Regions from separate parts of the Homo sapiens genome. Here region 1 is linked to region 2. Evidence: chromatin loops called from intact Hi-C (ENCODE). Cell type or tissue: heart right ventricle. All regions are shown on one strand. Links, peaks and the distances in the headings refer to the core of each region. The heading gives the core; the rest is flanking DNA.

Evidence for each region. A loop is a pair of places that touch in the nucleus more often than their neighbours do. Peaks named below come from ENCODE experiments on the same cell type or tissue, not always from the same donor. Only the 100,000 strongest peaks of a DNase experiment are listed, where the experiment ranks them.
Region 1: a loop joins it to region 2, with 4 times the contacts of the local background. A loop is called at or near these places in 1 of 110 quality-filtered maps.

Annotation. Positions count from the first base shown.
Region 1 is chr18:44,922,826-44,928,213 of GRCh38, reverse strand. The region is part of intron 3 of SETBP1 (SET binding protein 1); the gene reads right to left. Among named protein-coding and RNA genes, the nearest start is that of MIR4319, 45 kb to the left of the region's middle. In heart right ventricle, for the core only: no CTCF peak of the experiment used is centred there; no DNase peak of the experiment used is centred there; H3K27ac peaks cover 1,510 bases.
Region 2 is chr18:44,982,042-44,987,429 of GRCh38, reverse strand. The region is part of intron 4 of SETBP1 (SET binding protein 1); the gene reads right to left. Among named protein-coding and RNA genes, the nearest start is that of MIR4319, 15 kb to the right of the region's middle. In heart right ventricle, for the core only: no CTCF peak of the experiment used is centred there; no DNase peak of the experiment used is centred there.

The DNA of each region.
Region 1 (5,388 bases), core at 169-5,168, 59 kb after region 2:
TCTGAGCAAACTATCACAAGGACAGAAAACCAAACACCGCATGTTCTCCCCCATAGGTGGGAATTGAACAATGAGAACACTTGGACACAGGGTGCGAACATCACACACCAGGGCCTGTCGTGGGGTGGGGTGAGGCGTGAGGGATAGCACTAGGAGATATACCTAATGTAAATGACGAGTTAATGGATGCAGCACACCAACATGGCACATGTATACATATGTAACAAAGCTGCACATTGTGCATATGTACCCTAGAACTTAAAGTATAATTATATATATAATGTCATCACAGAACACATTGGAAGTGTTCAACAAATGTCAGGTATTACTAGTCTCCTTTTAAAAATTAATTACTAGTATTGACACCCATCATAAATGCAGTTACCCACTAACAGGGGTACAGCATGCTGCACCATTTAACCCTAGTCATCCCCACATCCCTTTTGGCAACAGTTCTAGTTCAAACTCCTGATCGGTGATGCCAGGTCTGGGAGAGGTCACTGATAACCACAGTGACAATAACTGCTTTGAAGAGGAGGCCAGCCCAGACCTGGCTCTGGTTACTGCCACATTTTGATTGGGCACACTCACTGGCTGTGATTCTGCAGTTATTTCGGGCCAAATAGCTCAGCCTCAATCTTCTCTGCCTTCCTGGAGTATAGATACCTTAAGATTGTTCATCAGTTATCCAGGAGTTGTGAAATGGACACACCTTATCCCCTTTTCTTAGAGAGTTTTGTCTTTTCCTCTATCAAAATATAAAAAGCTAGACATTGTATATTTCTTGAAGCAGTGCTTTGGGGTGAGGGTGCTGACATGCTATAGAGTCATGGGGACAAGATGAATCACATATTTTCAATGATGAGCACTGGCGCCTGTCTGTGGGCAGTTGCTGTCATGGAATGGTGACAGTGAAGGTTGAATGTAGGCTGCAGAGCTACATTAGGTCATAGCCTGAGGCATCTGACTCTCTTCATCAGAGAATCATTCATTAAACAAACATATACATTCGGTGGCACTATAGACGAGACATGGTGCTTTTGTAAATATATGAAATCTTAGTTGTGAAGGACGTTGGAGACCCTATTTTACAGATGAAGAGATCAAGTCTTAAAAGACTAATGGATTGCTTAAACTCAAATGGATAATCAGGGCCAGAACTTGAGCCACAGTCTCCTGTCTCCAATCTCAAGCTACCCCTCCTACTTTCCCTGACAGTAGCCCTTCCATCAGGAGACATGTGAAAAGCACCCTCATAAAGCCTCTGGGCACCCGGCAAGCCCATACACTTTGCTGAATCTTTCTTACCTATAGAACCTCTCCCAATAGCTCTGGATTCTTGAACCGACCTCCAAGGAAAGACTGACCTGAACCTGAAGCTTTTGCTTAGCTTGATGGCTTGACTATCTCCTGCAGAATTTCTTTTTGTTGTTGTTGTTGTTGTTGTTGTTTGTTTGTTTGTTTGTTTTTAAATCAGTTCCTTGAGCATTTCTGGTTAGACAGCTTGGTGTGGATGATTTTGGTTGCTTCTTAAGCAGGCCCCTTCTCAGACACCTGCCCTTCTAATCACTGCCCTATTGGCAGTTGCTCTGAGGACCTCTTTCCTTGATCCACTAGCTTAACCATGTTTTGGGATAGGCACTTCTGGGAATGGCATTCAGAAATTCCCTGAATCCAAGAAGAGATGGGGCACGAGGAAGCTGGGAGGGCCCCTGAGGGACCACTGTGTCATGCCACGAGGACACTGCATCCCCAGTCAGGGAAACATCTTTCTGCGGCACTTCCTGATGATGCAGCACTAACCATCAGACAAAATCATGCAGGGAAAAGCTTTCTTCTGTGGCCTTATGGAAGCTTTAGATGTATTAGGCCTTTTTTCTCCCAGCCTTTGATAATTATGCACCAGGCATAAGGCTTTTAAGACAAAGGCATGTTGCAGCTGCAGGTCAACAGAAACCACCTTCCATAATATCGACACTTCGGCCAGGAACAGTGGCTCACACCTGTAATCTCAGCACTTTTGGAAGCCAAGGTGGGGCGATCACTTGAACCCAGAGTTCAAGGCTGCAGTGAGCTATGACAATGCCACTGCATTCTGGCCTGGGTGACAGAGTGAGACCCCCCTCTCAAACACAAATAAAAATAAATAAAATGTAATATCTACATTCAGAATCATGCCTCAGCCTTGCCTTACCCTCACTGTAATGTCCCCAACAACTTCCCCCTTCCCAGCTGAGGGTCTTAATTTTATTTGCTCTTTATTTAATGTATCTGCTTTTTACTTTTCACTCACCTCTTAATTAGTGGCATGACCTTGGGCAAGTAACCTAACCTCTCTGGGTATCACTCCTTCTTTCTATAATAAAGAATTGATCACCCGGCTTCTCCAGGTTGCCCTGAAGTCCTAATGGATGTGAAAACATTTTGGAAACCAAAAAAAACTATATAAATGGAGGTTATTGCTGTTGTTTGTTATTGCTTGGTTGAGAGAACTCTTCTAATGATTTGGGAAAGGCAAGAATGCTGAATGTACTCCCTGTAAAATCAGCATGAGATGCTGGGATAAATTAGGATAATGTTTAGTATAATCTTTAAAATCATATTATTTCTACAGACTTTCTAAGGACTCCTGAAAACTCACTACCTTCCTTTCCTGTCTCAGCTGAAAAGGAGGGTTTGGGAGAAAGGAAGGAGAACAGAAAACAAAAACAACAGCCCTCCCCATTCTGGCAGTAAACTTCTAGCTCCAAAAGCAGGTTTTATTTAGTGTGCTATAAAAATAGTCATTTCTCCCATCATAAAAGTAGCCTGACTATCCAGCCTGGTTTTTCTGCAGTGAGTCTGTGAGTTGAGTGGGTCCCAGCTCTGGTGCAGGCTACAGCCTGTCCTCTCTTCTTGGATCCAATCTCCTTCCCTTGCAGCCCTGTATTTATACGGGGAAATGAAAGGAGGTTCTTAAGTATTTTATTATGTGTGAATTTTCAGGGTGAAAAAAAAACATACATTTTTGGAGATGGAACTAAGATTTAGTTGTCTCTTAGCTTTATGGTTACTGCCTCATGGGTATGTACCCAACAGCTTGAGCGCTGTGGTTTAAAAAAAAAAAAAAATCCAGGCAGAACTGTAGCAACTTTCCCAGCCATTAAACGAGCCCTGGAAAATTTAGCTCATTCTCGTGAAAAAAAAAAAAAAAAAAAAAAAAAAAACTCACACAGGATCAAGAAGGAAAAAGAGCATGGTTGGAACATGGAGAGAGGCTGCCTAAGCTGGACACGCCTATCCTGAACTGCCGTCCTGCTCTGCTCTCCCTGATCTTGAAAAGTGACTATGCTCTTCTGAACCATCTGGGAACACATTTGATGCCACATAGGAGGTGATTTGCTAATGGGGTATCTAGCTTAATCAGTTATCCCCAAGGTTGAGGGTGGGGGATGAGCAATGTACTTTGGTTTGGGAGTCTATTTGTTACTAAATAATCAGGTGAGTTGGCATGGAAACAACCCTAGGGTCTATGGTGTATTTCTAGATTTCTTCTGAATAAACCCATCCTCTGCCATATTAGCAAATTTGACTCCTAGAATGCAAAGGCAACTCAAAGCACAGGGGGCATGGTAGGAAAAGCATATTAACAAACCTGGTTTCTAGTGCATTCACTGTTCCTCTGAACCTCAGTTTCCCCATTAATATAATAAATAATAAAGTGGCTAATATGATAAAGGGTATACACAGTTCTACTCAGCTGTACCATTATAAATACTAAAATGCAACTATTCTTAATTTTGGATTAAAGATGGAGTAAAAACTTCACTCTTCAAAGCTCTAAATACAGTACAGGTCATTTTCCCTCTCTAGCCATTTCTTCTAGAGCTCCCCTGCACTGACTCTACACCAAGCCCTAGGCTGTGGATGACATCTGACTCACTGATCCCAGAGCCTGTTTATCAGAGGGAAGGACAGAGTGACAGGAGCCTGGGGAACTAGAATCACAAAAGTGCCTAACCCCCAACCTGGCATCATTTATTAACTAGATGGCAGTTGCCCTCTTAGTGCAAGCTGAACGGAAGCCACAGTCTCAAGGGTCCCACATCTACAACTGGGCCATCTTGATGTTTTCCTGTTTGTGTCTGTCTACAGCCAAATAAAAAGATGACTGTAGGGATTTTTCTGAAAAGCAGAAAATTTGGCAAGAGAAGGAAAAAAAAACGGACTGGAGTGTGGGTCTCCCTGGCAGCCATGGGACTTCTGCAAATGCACCTCAACACCTCATTCTCTTTACCCTTAAGCAACCACCATGCTGGCTCATTTTCTCATGGGCATCTGCTATCTTGTGTCTTCTAGACTGCACACACTCCTCCAGGTAGCATTAGGGCACTGTCAGGAGGAATATTATGAAAGTTGTGGGTTTCAATGTACTGCATAGCTCATTTTCCATAACAACCAATTCTCAAAGCTTTGACCAGTCATAAGGGGAGGTTAAGTAATCAATCATGTCCATAGATGGAAGAGAAGCAAAGTGTATCAAGATAACTGTTTAATGTTCAATGCTGAAGCTTCCATGCTCAGTGGTGTATTAACTGCTTAATTCTACTTAATTTTTCCCCCAAATGGAATAACCCTGACTTTTCAGCTGGCTCATAAATGCATACTCTTGGCCATGGAGATAATTAATTTAAAGAACATGGCTGGCATAGGACAAATTTTTCCCAAGTAAATGGCCAAATGCTTGTGAATCAATGCTCTACAAAGACTCAACAACATCAGGAGACTTGCCTGCTTATCCAGGCAATACAATGTTAGATCTCTGGGTGATTCTGGACATGTCTAAACTCCCTGACTTCAGTTTGTTCATTAGTTAAATGGAAATTCTGTCCCCTGCCTATGGAATACTCAGTCATGTTGCTCAGGAGGAAAGGAGTTAAAGTTACACAAATGGAATTGAGCTGAATGAAACTCACACCTTTTATGCAAGGGAAGTTCCATGTTCTTCAAATGCCCAGAAGGTCATATTTTTTTGACCCTCAGTGAGTCACTTCATCTCTCTATGTTTCCTCAAATATAAAACCATATGGTCAGATGAGGTGATCCCTGAAGCTGTCAGTACTGCTATTCTAGAGATCTGTAATATCATGACACCATCCTTCTTTGCAACGTAGTAACCAACATGGCAGCTGGCAGATGCAATTAGCCAAGCGGCTCTTTTCAAGGCTAGGTTAATCCATGGTTTGAGAACCAACCTGTGGAATCTCTGAGCTCTGTGTTAGTTATCTCCCAGAGTGGTCCCTGACACTCTTCTTCTCATCCCTTGGAGGATACAGTGGTCTCTGTAAGTGCCTATCATAATGCTTCTGCTTCTCCAGCATTCTACAACTGACACCATCTTAAGTTAGA
Region 2 (5,388 bases), core at 75-5,074:
GCATTGTCTAGTGATTGTTATTGATGGACAGGCAATAATCCTAATTGGGGGTTTGCGTACCACTGACTTCATGAGTCTCTGTGTTTTATGCTATCTTATTGCTGTCTGTCTCAAACATGTGTGACTAGAGAGTGGTCAGCAGGAAAACTCTGGGGGCTCTTCTGGAGAAGGAGCTTTAAATACAGTCATACATGGCATAACATTGTTTTGGTCAGTGACGGACCACATATATGTTAGTGGTCCCATAAAATTGTAGTGAAACTGAAAAACTCCTAAAATGCCTGGTGATGTTGTAAGCCACTACAATATCATAGAGGCTATTACACAATGCTTTATGCAAGTGTTTGTGGTGATGGTGGTATAAACAGATTTGTTGCACTGCTAGTCATGTGTAAGTTAGCACATAGGACTAGGTACGGTACATAATACTTAATAATGATAATAAACGACTATGTTACTGGTTTTAGTTACAATACAATACAATACAATACTATACTATACTATACTATACTATACTATACTATACTATACTAACTATTGTTATTTTAGAGTACACTCCTTCTACTTATAAAAAAAAGTTAACAGCCTCAGGCAGGTCCTTTAGGAGGCATTCCAGAATAAGCAAGGCATTGTTATTATAGGAGATGACAGTACCATACGTGTTATTGCCCCTGAAGACCTTCCAGTGGGACAAGCTATGGAGGTGGAAGTTGGTGATATTTATGATCTTGATGCTATGTAGGCCTAGGTGAATGTATCTGTTTGTGCCTCAGTTTTTAACCAAAAAGTTTAAAAGTAAAAAAAAAAAAAATCAAAATAAGAAAAGGCTTATAGAATAAGAATATAAGAAATATTTTGCACAACTGTAGAATGTGTTTTAATATAAGTATTACAAAAGTGAAAAAGTTAAAAACAACTTAACCTTATAAAGTAAAAAGTCACAGTAAGCCACATTTCATTTATTAATGAAGAAAGAAATTTTTTTATACATTTAGTGTAGAGCATTTATAAAATCTATAATAGTATATGGTAATGTCCTAGGCCTTCACAATCACTCACCACTCACTCACTGACTCACTCAGAGCAACTTCCAGTCCTATAATCTCCGTTCACAATAAGTGCGCTAGAGAGGCATACCATTATTTATCCTTGACACCGTATTTTTGCTGTACCTTTTCTATGTTTAGATACTCAAATGCTTACCATTGTGTTACAGTTATCTACAGTATTCAGTACTCTAACATGCTGGGCAGGTTTGTATCCTAGGAGCAAAAGGCTACACCATATAGCTTAGGTGTGTAGCAGGCTATCCTATCGAGGTTTGACTAAGTACACCATGATGTTCGCACTGGGATGGAGAGGTCTGGTTACGCACACCAGAAGAAGCAACATCATTTTGTAGTTGTTCCTTAGCTACTCTCTGCCATAATGTATATTTTTCTAACTCACTTTAAAACTAAAAATCTATAAATTGGTTGCTCTTTCCCTCTGGGAACAAGACTCTAGTGGAGTATTGAGTACTCTGGTTCTTGGCTCCAAATATTGTTTCTAAATCAAAAAGTCTTACATTAGCTTCCCCTGCAGGATCTCTGTGCCCTTCATTGTAAATCTGTGAGGAAATCATGGTACTTTTGGCAATGTAGCTGGCTAAAGGTTGAACAGTGAAAATGAACAATGGAGAATTCATAGCCCTAAAAGCAGATTACAAGTAATCCTGCAGATACTAAATGGTGGATTACAGAGTGATTACTGACAAATTGATAGACTGGTACCTAGACACTGTAAAAACTAAACAGTTGTACTGTAGATTTAAGTTAAGAACATTTAAAAGAAGAAAAAGAATCATTACTCAAGTAACTGTGCCCTTGCGTGAGATTCATATGAAATAAATAAGACTGTGCTCCTTGGTTGATTCCACAGCTTAAAATACTTCAACATTAATAAGTGTATTAAGCCCAAGCCAGAATTATTATTACTATTATATTATCACATGTACAGTTGTCTGGGCCACTTAAGACAGAGACAGAGGAATAGCATAGCTCCAGAGAAATAAAATCTGAACAAAACTAGACTCTGAACAAGTTACAAGTTATCTGAAAATGGAAACAATAGTACCTACTGCTTAGCTCTGAGGCACTGCCCATTTCTGGCAAATTAAGCAAGTAAACTTTTTTTTTTAAGACTTTCTTGTCAATTTTAGCATCTCAGAACCCCTACCCACATTTGTAACCTGAAAGCACATGTAGACAGATCTCTTACACCTCATTCAGTGTTTAAACATTTTATGTTCAAAAGGCGACAGTCTCTGTCGCCCAGTCTGGAGTGCAATGGCATGATCTCCGCTCACTGCAACCTCCGCCTCCTGGGTTCAAGTGATTCTCCTGCTTCAGCCTCCCGAGTAGCTGGGATTATAGGCGCACGCCACCACGACTGGCTAGTTTTTGTATTTTTAGTGGAGATAGGGTTTCACCATGTTGGCCGGGCTGGTCTCGAACTCCTGACCTCAGGTGATCTGCCCGCCTTGGCCTCCCAAAGTGCTGAGATTACAGATGTGAACCACTGCGTCCGGCCTAAGCATGTAAACTTTGAATTATGTAAACTTAAAATTCGTGCCTTCTCTGCAAATTAAGCATGTAAACTTTAAATCACTGCAAGGTACATTAGCAATGATAATAATTAGTAACATGATAACCAACCAACTCATAGTGCCTCTTACATGTCAGGCAACATGACAGAAAAATGCTTTAGAGGTGTGACCTCATTTAATCCACACCACATCCTGATGACATATAATAATAATGCCAACATCACTTCATCATTGTACATCATTCTGTAGTTATAGCATATATGGCAGGGGTCCCCAAACCCAAGGCCATGGACTGGTATGCTGTTAGGACCTGGGCTGGACAGCAAGAGTTAAGCGGCAGGTGCAGGAGGAGTGAGCATTACCGCCTGAGCTCCGCCTCCTGTCAGATCAACAGCAGCATTAGATTCTCATAGGAGCCTGAACCCTATTGTGAACTGCCCATGTGAGGGATCTAGCTTGCATATTCCTAATCAGAATCTAATGTCTGATGATCTGAGGTGGAACAGTTTCTTCCTGAAATTATCCTCCCTTCTCCGCACCCCACTCCCCTGCCCTGCCTGTCTGTGAAGAAATTGTCTTCCACAAAACCAGTCCCTAGCACTAAAAAAGTTGAGGACCACTGATACATGGTTTTTGTTTTTGTTTTTCCCAAGACGGAGTCTTGCTCTGTCTCCCAGGCTAGAGTGCAACCTCAGCTCACTGCAACCTCTGCCTCCCAGGTGCAAGCAATTCTCCTGCCTCAGCCTCCTGACTAGCTGGGATTACAGGCTCATGCAACCACGCCCGGCTAATTTTTGTATTTTTAGTAGAGACGGGGTTTCACCATGTTAGCCGGGGTGGTCTCGAACTCCTGACCTGTGATCCACCTGCCTCAGCCTCCCAAAGTGCTGGGATTACAGGCATGAGCCACTGCACCTGGCCTATATGGTATTTTGATTCTGTACCTTTTCTAAGATGGCCAGGTCAGGAACAACAATCTTTTGACAAATGCAAAATTGAAGTTGAGAAAAGGTGAGTCACTTGTTCAATGACAGACAGCAAACAGATATTTAGTCTCTGGGTTCTTCCCAAAGTTCCATACCATCACAGACCAAAGGAATGGAGTGGCAAGCAGGGGGTTATTTAACCAGGTGATGGGCTCATGGCTGTTGCCAAGCCTAGAAGAAAGCACTCAGCTGGCATGAGCTGATTACCATTTCTGGTGTTACTCAGCAAGAAAAATAAGGCCTGCTGCTGCAGCAGGAGGGACTGAAAATGAGACTTGAAAATCTGCTCCTACAAGAAGGGCAATGGGACAGTGGTTAGGAGTATGGGCTCTGGAATTGGGCTTGGGGCAAATCTTGGCTCTACTCCATGTGGGCTCTATGACCTTGGAAATCTACTTCTTCACTCCATGCCTCATGTCCCTGATTTGTATAATGGGGGTAAGAGTGTCCCTAGTTCTTAGAGCTGGTTGGTGGAAAAATAAAGTTATGCATACGAAACACTTAGAATAGCACCTAACATTTCACAAGCCCTCAAATTAATTATTATTGGAATGAACTTGACCATAACAGAAAATGCATCTGAAGGAGGCTACGTGTACCTGTTTTTCCCCAATCACGTTTTGATACGCACAAAATCTGTCTGCTTGAAGAAATGCCTCCAACTCTATGATTCTATAAACTAAAATGCTTCTGTTCATGTTCTCTCTCCTCTCATTTTTCAATGTTCATAATCATGATTTACTCAATTGGCCTGGCTTCCACTGAATAAGTTACCTACAAGGCCTGGTGGTCTGGAGGTTGAGGGTCCACAGGAAATATTAGACAGGGGTTTTCGGTGACTTCTCAGGGGGCCCACATACCATAATTGCAGTTATAGTCAGGGCTGAAGTTAAGCATCCCATGACCTTGTAAAGTCCCTTAATTGTTCTAGGCCTTGGTGTCACCATCTATAAAATCAGCATAGAAACACGGCTGCCCTCAGGCCAGGGACTGGGTTTAGCAGAGCAAACTAGTACTGAAACCCATGACTCCTCACTAAAGCTTGGAGTGTCCCCCATGATGTCATACTCACTTCCAAGCCTTTAAATGTAGAAGTCAAAAAGGGTTTTAAGATTAGCCTTCATAAACCAGCAGAAATTATATGACCCACTGGGAACAGAAATAAAATAAGAGGAAGCATCATATATTCTGCTGCAGAAGAAATACATAAATGATAGAGCTTTCAGTCTCTATATTTATCTATGTTGATGACTACTTCGCTTATCACTCACTAAATCTGTTATTTTACTTGTATGGATAAACTCAAAAAGCTATGCTCTTGCTTGATTGAATATGCTTTTCAACAACTCATGACAAACTCAGAAGAGGAGGGAAAAAAATGCAAGTCGAACCAGAGCCATAAATTTAAAAAGAGTTTAGGCAGGGAATACCCTAAATGATATAATAATCACAGAATCATCCAAATTAGATGTGGAAGCATGGAGCTCTGGCTCTGGCCCCCTGAGGCGACTGCTCCAGGAAGCCAAGGTGTGTGGATCTTCCAGCCGGCGGCCCCTGCCTCCCCAGCCCGGCACTCTGCCATATGCTTGCTTCCCAGGCTTTTTGCTTGTGCGCATTTCAATGATGCTACCATTTTCCTCACCCAATTTGTATATTTTACACCTGTATAGGATAATGTTATTGGAAGTGTCATTTATTCCAGAGCTGTGAAACCACAAATGGTGACTTACTCTACAGCAACTTCAGTTCACACAATCAAGCAATTGAGAGGCTTTTACTACCTTCAACTCCACCCCACCTTCCCCAAACTTTCGC